2 separate regions of the Homo sapiens genome follow, and region 1 is linked to region 2. Evidence: chromatin loops called from intact Hi-C (ENCODE). Cell type or tissue: CD4-positive, alpha-beta T cell. All regions are shown on one strand. Links, peaks and the distances in the headings refer to the core of each region. The heading gives the core; the rest is flanking DNA.

Region 1 (2,920 bases), core at 288-2,787, 110 kb after region 2:
ACTATCTATATTCAATTGGCTCATAATGTAGAACTCCTACATTAATTTTATTCAGGCTGGTATGGTGGCTCATGCCTGTAATTTCAGTACTTTGGGAAGCTGAGGCGGGAGGATCGCTTGAGCCCAGGAGTTCGAGACCAGCCTGGACAATATAGTGAGACCTCACCTCTACAAAAAAACTAAAAAACTAGCCAAGCATGGTGGCACGCACCTGTAGTCCCAGCTACTTAGGAGGCTGAGGTGGGAGGATTGCTTGAGCCCAAGAGGCGGAGGTTGCCGTGAGCTGAAGTCACGCCACTCTACTGCAGCCTGGGTGACAGAGTGAGACCCTGTCTCAAAAATAAATAAATAAATAAAAATTTATTCAGCATGTTAAAGGTGACATAACTGGATGTAGATTCTGTCTCAGTGACATTCCAGAAAAGGTATGAAGAATACATATACAGTCATATGTTGCTTAATGACGGGGATGAGTTCTGAGAAATGCATCTTTAGGCAATGTTGTTGTTGTGTGAATGTCATAGTACTTACACAGACCTAGATGTTACAGCCTACTATATGTGTAGGCTATACAGTGTAGCCTATTGCCCCTAGACTACAAACATGGACAGCATGTTACTGTACTGAATACTGTAGGCAGTTGTAACACAATGGTAAGTATTGGTGTATCTGAACATATCTAAACATTAAAAAGGTACAGTAAAAACATGGTATGAAAGACAGTATACCTCTATAGGGCACTTAACATGAATGGGACTTGCAAGACTAGAAGTTGGTGTGGGGTGAGTCAGTGAGTGGTGAGTGAATGTGAAGGCCTAGCCCTGTATACTACTATATAGTTTATAAACACTGTATGCTTAAGCTACATTAAATTAATTGAAACATTTTTGTTTGGCCGGGCACAGTGGCTCATGCCTGTAATCCCAGCAGTTTGGGAGGTCCGAGGTAGGTGGATCCCTTGCGATCAGGAATTTGAGACAAGCCTGGTCAACATGGTGAAACCCCATCTCTACTAAAAATACAAAAATTAGCTGGGCATAGTGGTGTGCGCCTGTAGTCCCAGCTACTGTAGGCTGAGGCAGGAGAATCGCTTGAACCTGGGAGGCAGAGGTTGTAGTAAGCCAAGATTACACCACTGCACTCCAGCCTGGGCGACAGCGAGACTCTATCTCAAAAAAATAAAATAAAATTGTTCTTTAATAATAAATTAACTTTAGCTAGACAAAAAAAATTTCCATTTATATCCTTATTCTGTAAGCTTTTCTCCACCTTTAATTTTTTTTTTAACTTTTTAAGCTTTTTGTTAAAAACTAAAACACAGTCACACACATTAGCCTAGGCCTATACAGAGTCAAGATAATATCACTGTCTTCCACCTCCACATCTCGTCCCACTGCAAGGTCTTCAGGGCAGTAATACATGTGGAGCTGTCATTTCCTATGACAACAGTGCCTCCTTCTGGAATACGTCCTGAAGGACCTGCCTGAGGCTGTTTTACAGTTAACTTTTTTTTTTTTTTAATAAGTAGGAGGGGTAACCTCTAAAATTACAATTAAAAGTATAGGATAGTAAATCATAAGCCAGTAACATAGTCATTCATTGTCATTGCCAAGTATGCATTGTACGTGATTGTATGTGCTATACTTTTATACGACTGGCACTGCAATAGGCTTGTTTACAACAGCATCACCACAGACATTTGAGTAATGCGTTGTGCTACACATTAGGCAGTAGGAATTTTGTAGCTCTGTTAATCTTCTGGCACCACTGTTGCATATGCTTACTGTGCGTGTCACCACGCCTGGCTGTCCTTGACCAAAGTGTTATGTGGTGCTTGACTGCATAATCATAACCCAAGTGAGTATGTGAGGTGTTCTGTGAGAGCAGAATGGGTAGATTGCTGTAGGGGTTCTGCCAGTGGGAGGGATCAAGGAGGCTTCCAGAAGCAGGTGGTATTTAAGCCCTTGAAGGATGGGAAGCATATGAGAGATATGGATGAGTAATATCACTGGCTGAAGGAACATAGAAACACAGGCACAGAGCCAGGAAATCCCAGAGCATGTTGGAGAAATAGTAATCATTTTGCAAGCAAAGGTTATGTGCAGGGAAGTCATGGGAACAAAGGGTGGGGCGCATTCAGGCCAGGCTAAAGAGTCTGGGCTTAGCTCCTGTACACAGAAAATGGTAGCTGTTACTCAGATGTCATCGAGCAGAGGTGAATGTGGCCCTCCTGTGTGGGGAGACACTGGAAGCGGGAGACCACTTTAGAGTCCAGGCAAGAAATAACACTAGGGCATGAGGACTAGGGAATGAATTGGAGGAAATGAACAAATGATTAGATGTGAAAGAGAAGGGAAGCCTCAGTAATTACTTTTGAGTTTTGATCCTAGGAGACAAGGGTGATGGTGGTGCAGAGACCAGAAATAGGAACACTGGGACAGGAGGAGCGGGATTGGGAGAAGAAATTGGGAAAAATCAAACCCCATTAGAGATGCTTGTTTTGGCTGTTGATTCAGTGCTGCTGCTAAAGGTCATATGGCCAAACCTTTTGTGTGCTGCCTTTTTTGTCCAGAGAGGTGACATAGCTGTTTCCTGGGCAGTACTCTGTCCTCTGTCCACCTGAGCATCCTGGGAATCTTTGATGAGGCCCTGATATGTGGCACTGGTTGAAGCTAGGACCCTAGTTTTGTCAGTTTATAAGAGCCAAAATCTTGAGCAGCAGAAACCCTTTTGTGATAAAATTGCTATATTTGTTAGATCATATTTGCATTATAGTGCCAAGTATAGGAATGAGAAAACTGGAAGGAAAAACAACCCCAGAATTATTGTGCTCTGTGAAGCTTTCTTATAGGTGTCCTTTCCTGAGCTGCTTGATGTCAGCAGTTTTGGCTTATTCCAAGGCATCATTTTCTTCTGGAAA
Region 2 (2,920 bases), core at 180-2,679:
TTGATCAATTGCTGTTCTCCTGCTTTCAGGATCTTTACACTAGGCTGCCCTACCTGGGGGTTAGGAAGCCATAGGCATCCTGGTCATAAGTCTGGACCCCAAAAAGGGCTTCTGCCAGCCTGCTAAGGGTTCCAGAGGGCAGGACTGAGGGGTGGTGGGAGGAGCCCAGCCTGGACGGCCGAGATATATATAGTGCTCTTGATTCATCTCTTGGAACTTTTCACCCATCAAGTTTAGGCTCCCAGTGGGGCACACATGGGAAAGACAATGCCCATGTCTTCAACTAGTTTCCCCATCAGAAGTGGTCATTGCACCAAGCACCCTCCTCCATTAAAACCGGACAGGCCAAGGGCCGCTTTCCTAATGGATGAGTCTTCTTGGTCTGTCTCATGTTCCCAACAGAGCTCCCTCCATGGGATGGGAAGGTGCCATCCCAGGGCCGCCGTTTTGACCCAGCCTCCAGCCAAAGCTGGTCCCCCTGCCAAGCAGGCCCTAGAGTTACACTGGAGAGTGACAAGCCTCATCTGAAGATTTCTTGCTGAAAATTGTCAGTTTCCTGCACAAGTACATCCTGGCAGTTTACACATTTATGCTTAGCGTTCCATTACTGGAACGCTAAGCTTGTGGAGTTATTTATATCCTACTGCTCAGTGTCATCGCCAAGGTCTGATTTTTCACAGAAAAACATTTGCAACCTCTGACATAATGAGTTAATTCAAATTAAACCCAGAAGGAGACTGCTGCTTCAGTCTCAACTGCTTGGAAATTGTGCTATGTAGAGCTTTCGTTTACTGAAAATTGTGCCTTCAGACTCTGTGCAGATTAACCTACTACATAGAGCAAGTACACACATAGGGCACCAACCAAGGACAAGTGTGTACCTGTGTGCACACACAAATAGAAAATCCAAAAATAAATATTTTAATTTCAGCTATCATGGAAGTTTTGTGTCATTTCTCCAAAAATGCCCATGTCAAATTTTATTTTATAATTTAGTCTTGTTTTTATTTAGAATTACTTAAGAAAAAGGGGAGCTGAGTGTGGTGGCTTATGCCTGTAATCCCAGCACTTTGGGAGGCTGAGGCAGAGGATTGCTTGAGCCCAAGAGTTTAAGATCATCCTGGGCAACTTGGTGAAACCCCATCTCTACAAAAAATACAAAAATTAGCCAGATGTGGTGGTATGTGCCTATGGTCCCAGCTGTGCAGGAGACTGAGGTGGGAGATTCATCTGAGTCTGGTAAGTTGACGCTGCAGTGAGCTGTGATCGCATCTTTGCACTCCAGCCTGATGACAGAGAGAAACTGTCTCAAAAAAAAAAAAAAAAAAAAAAAGGAAAAGGAAGAAAGAAAGGCAAAGAAAGAAAGAAAATGAAAGAAGAAAGAAAGAACGAATGAATGAAAGAAAGAAAGAAAGAAAAGAAAGAGAGGAGCTCTGCACAATAATTTTGCAGTGTCTTGGGTCTCTAAAGATCTTAATTAGGACCTAAACTCAGATTAGGCTGGGATCCTGGGCAGTGTGGCCCCAAATACAGTTATGGGAGGCCCTTCCAAGATAAGTCTAGACTGAGATAGAGTAGGTCTCAGGAGAGGGGCTGATATGCCCATGGTTCTCAACCTGGCTGCACCTGGAGAGCTTGGCATCACCTGGAGAGCTTGAAAACATTCTGATGCCCAAGCCCCACCCTAGAGATTCTGAGCTAATTGGTGGGGGATGGCCTGGGCACCAGGAATTTTCACAGCTCACCTGATGATGGCACTGTGCAGCCAGGGTAGAGAAATACTGACCTTTGCTTTCTCCACGTTGTGTCTGCCTTGGTTTTCCCATATTCCCCCAGGCTCCAGGATCTGAATGAACTACAGGAATTGAGAATTAGCCCTCCCACCCAGCCACTTTCTTCCCCTGCTGGGGAATCTTTGAGCCTTCATTTTGGCTATAGGCCTCGATATAACTCATCGGCCCAGGGATCGGGGCAGGAGTGGGGCTCCTGGCAGAGAGCAGAGTGTGGGCTTTGTAGTTACACAGACTTGCATTCAAGTCCCAGCTCTGTGATGTCAGAAGAAGATCTGATCCATAGTTGGTTACCCTGCGAAGTGGAGAAAGTGTCCGCCTAACCGGCAAGATCTCTTTGAGACTGAAATGAGAGAAAGCTGGGGCAACAAGTGAGTTCCTTCCGCGCCATTTCTGTGAGCTGGCCCTGTAGCTTCTCCTTGGTCCTTTGAGTTCTCAGCTTTAGCTCTCTTACTCCTGCTCCTTCTCCTCACTCTCTCTCTTTTCCACCCTGGATAAGTGCCCTGCTTCTCCCCACAGGTTAACCACCCTCCCCCGTACCCAGTGGGTGATGAAAGTCTTCCCTGGTTGTGCCAGCATCTCCCTGATACTTCCTTTCTCTCCTGCATTCAACCATGATGAAGCCCAGCACAGTCTCCCTCTCTTGTGCCCCATTTCCACCACAAGGTCACTGTCAGCTCTTACACAGACATCCCCAGTAGCTTCCACTTTGGCCTCTTCCAACCAGCCATTCTGGTATTGCAGCCATATTCATCTTTAAAAGCCCAATATTATTAAGTCACTCTCTTGCTAAATTCTGCAATGGCTTTGACTCACCCTTGGCCTGCAGGATCTGGCCCCTGCCTGCCTCTGCAGCCACCTTTTGCTTCATTCTTTCTCTCTTACTCCCTCTATCACCTCAGATCCCTGAGGGTTCCCTCCCTCCTACCTCAGGACCTTTGCACATGCTGTTCTCTCTGCCAGAAACACTTCTCTTTGACAGTGAATGCCTTCTCAAATATCCCTTATTTGGGGTGTTGACTACCCACCCCATCAGATTAGGTCCCTCACTATATGCTCTTATATCTCTTTATACTTTTTCAATTAAATAAATTTTGATCACGTGATTTATGGCCATCTCCCCTACTAGA

What was found. A loop is a pair of places that touch in the nucleus more often than their neighbours do. Peaks named below come from ENCODE experiments on the same cell type or tissue, not always from the same donor. Only the 100,000 strongest peaks of a DNase experiment are listed, where the experiment ranks them.
Region 1: it touches region 2 in a loop (2.3-fold over the local background); 30 of 110 quality-filtered maps call a loop at or near these places.

Annotation. Positions count from the first base shown.
Region 1 is chr15:75,920,487-75,923,406 of GRCh38, forward strand. All of the region lies in intron 5 of FBXO22 (F-box protein 22), which reads left to right. Among named protein-coding and RNA genes, the nearest start is that of FBXO22, 18 kb to the left of the region's middle. In CD4-positive, alpha-beta T cell, for the core only: a CTCF peak has its summit at 1,443 (motif pointing left); a DNase peak (open chromatin) is centred at 1,435.
Region 2 is chr15:75,808,409-75,811,328 of GRCh38, forward strand. No RefSeq gene overlaps it. Among named protein-coding and RNA genes, the nearest start is that of UBE2Q2, 34 kb to the right of the region's middle. In CD4-positive, alpha-beta T cell, for the core only: no CTCF peak of the experiment used is centred there; a DNase peak (open chromatin) is centred at 1,743.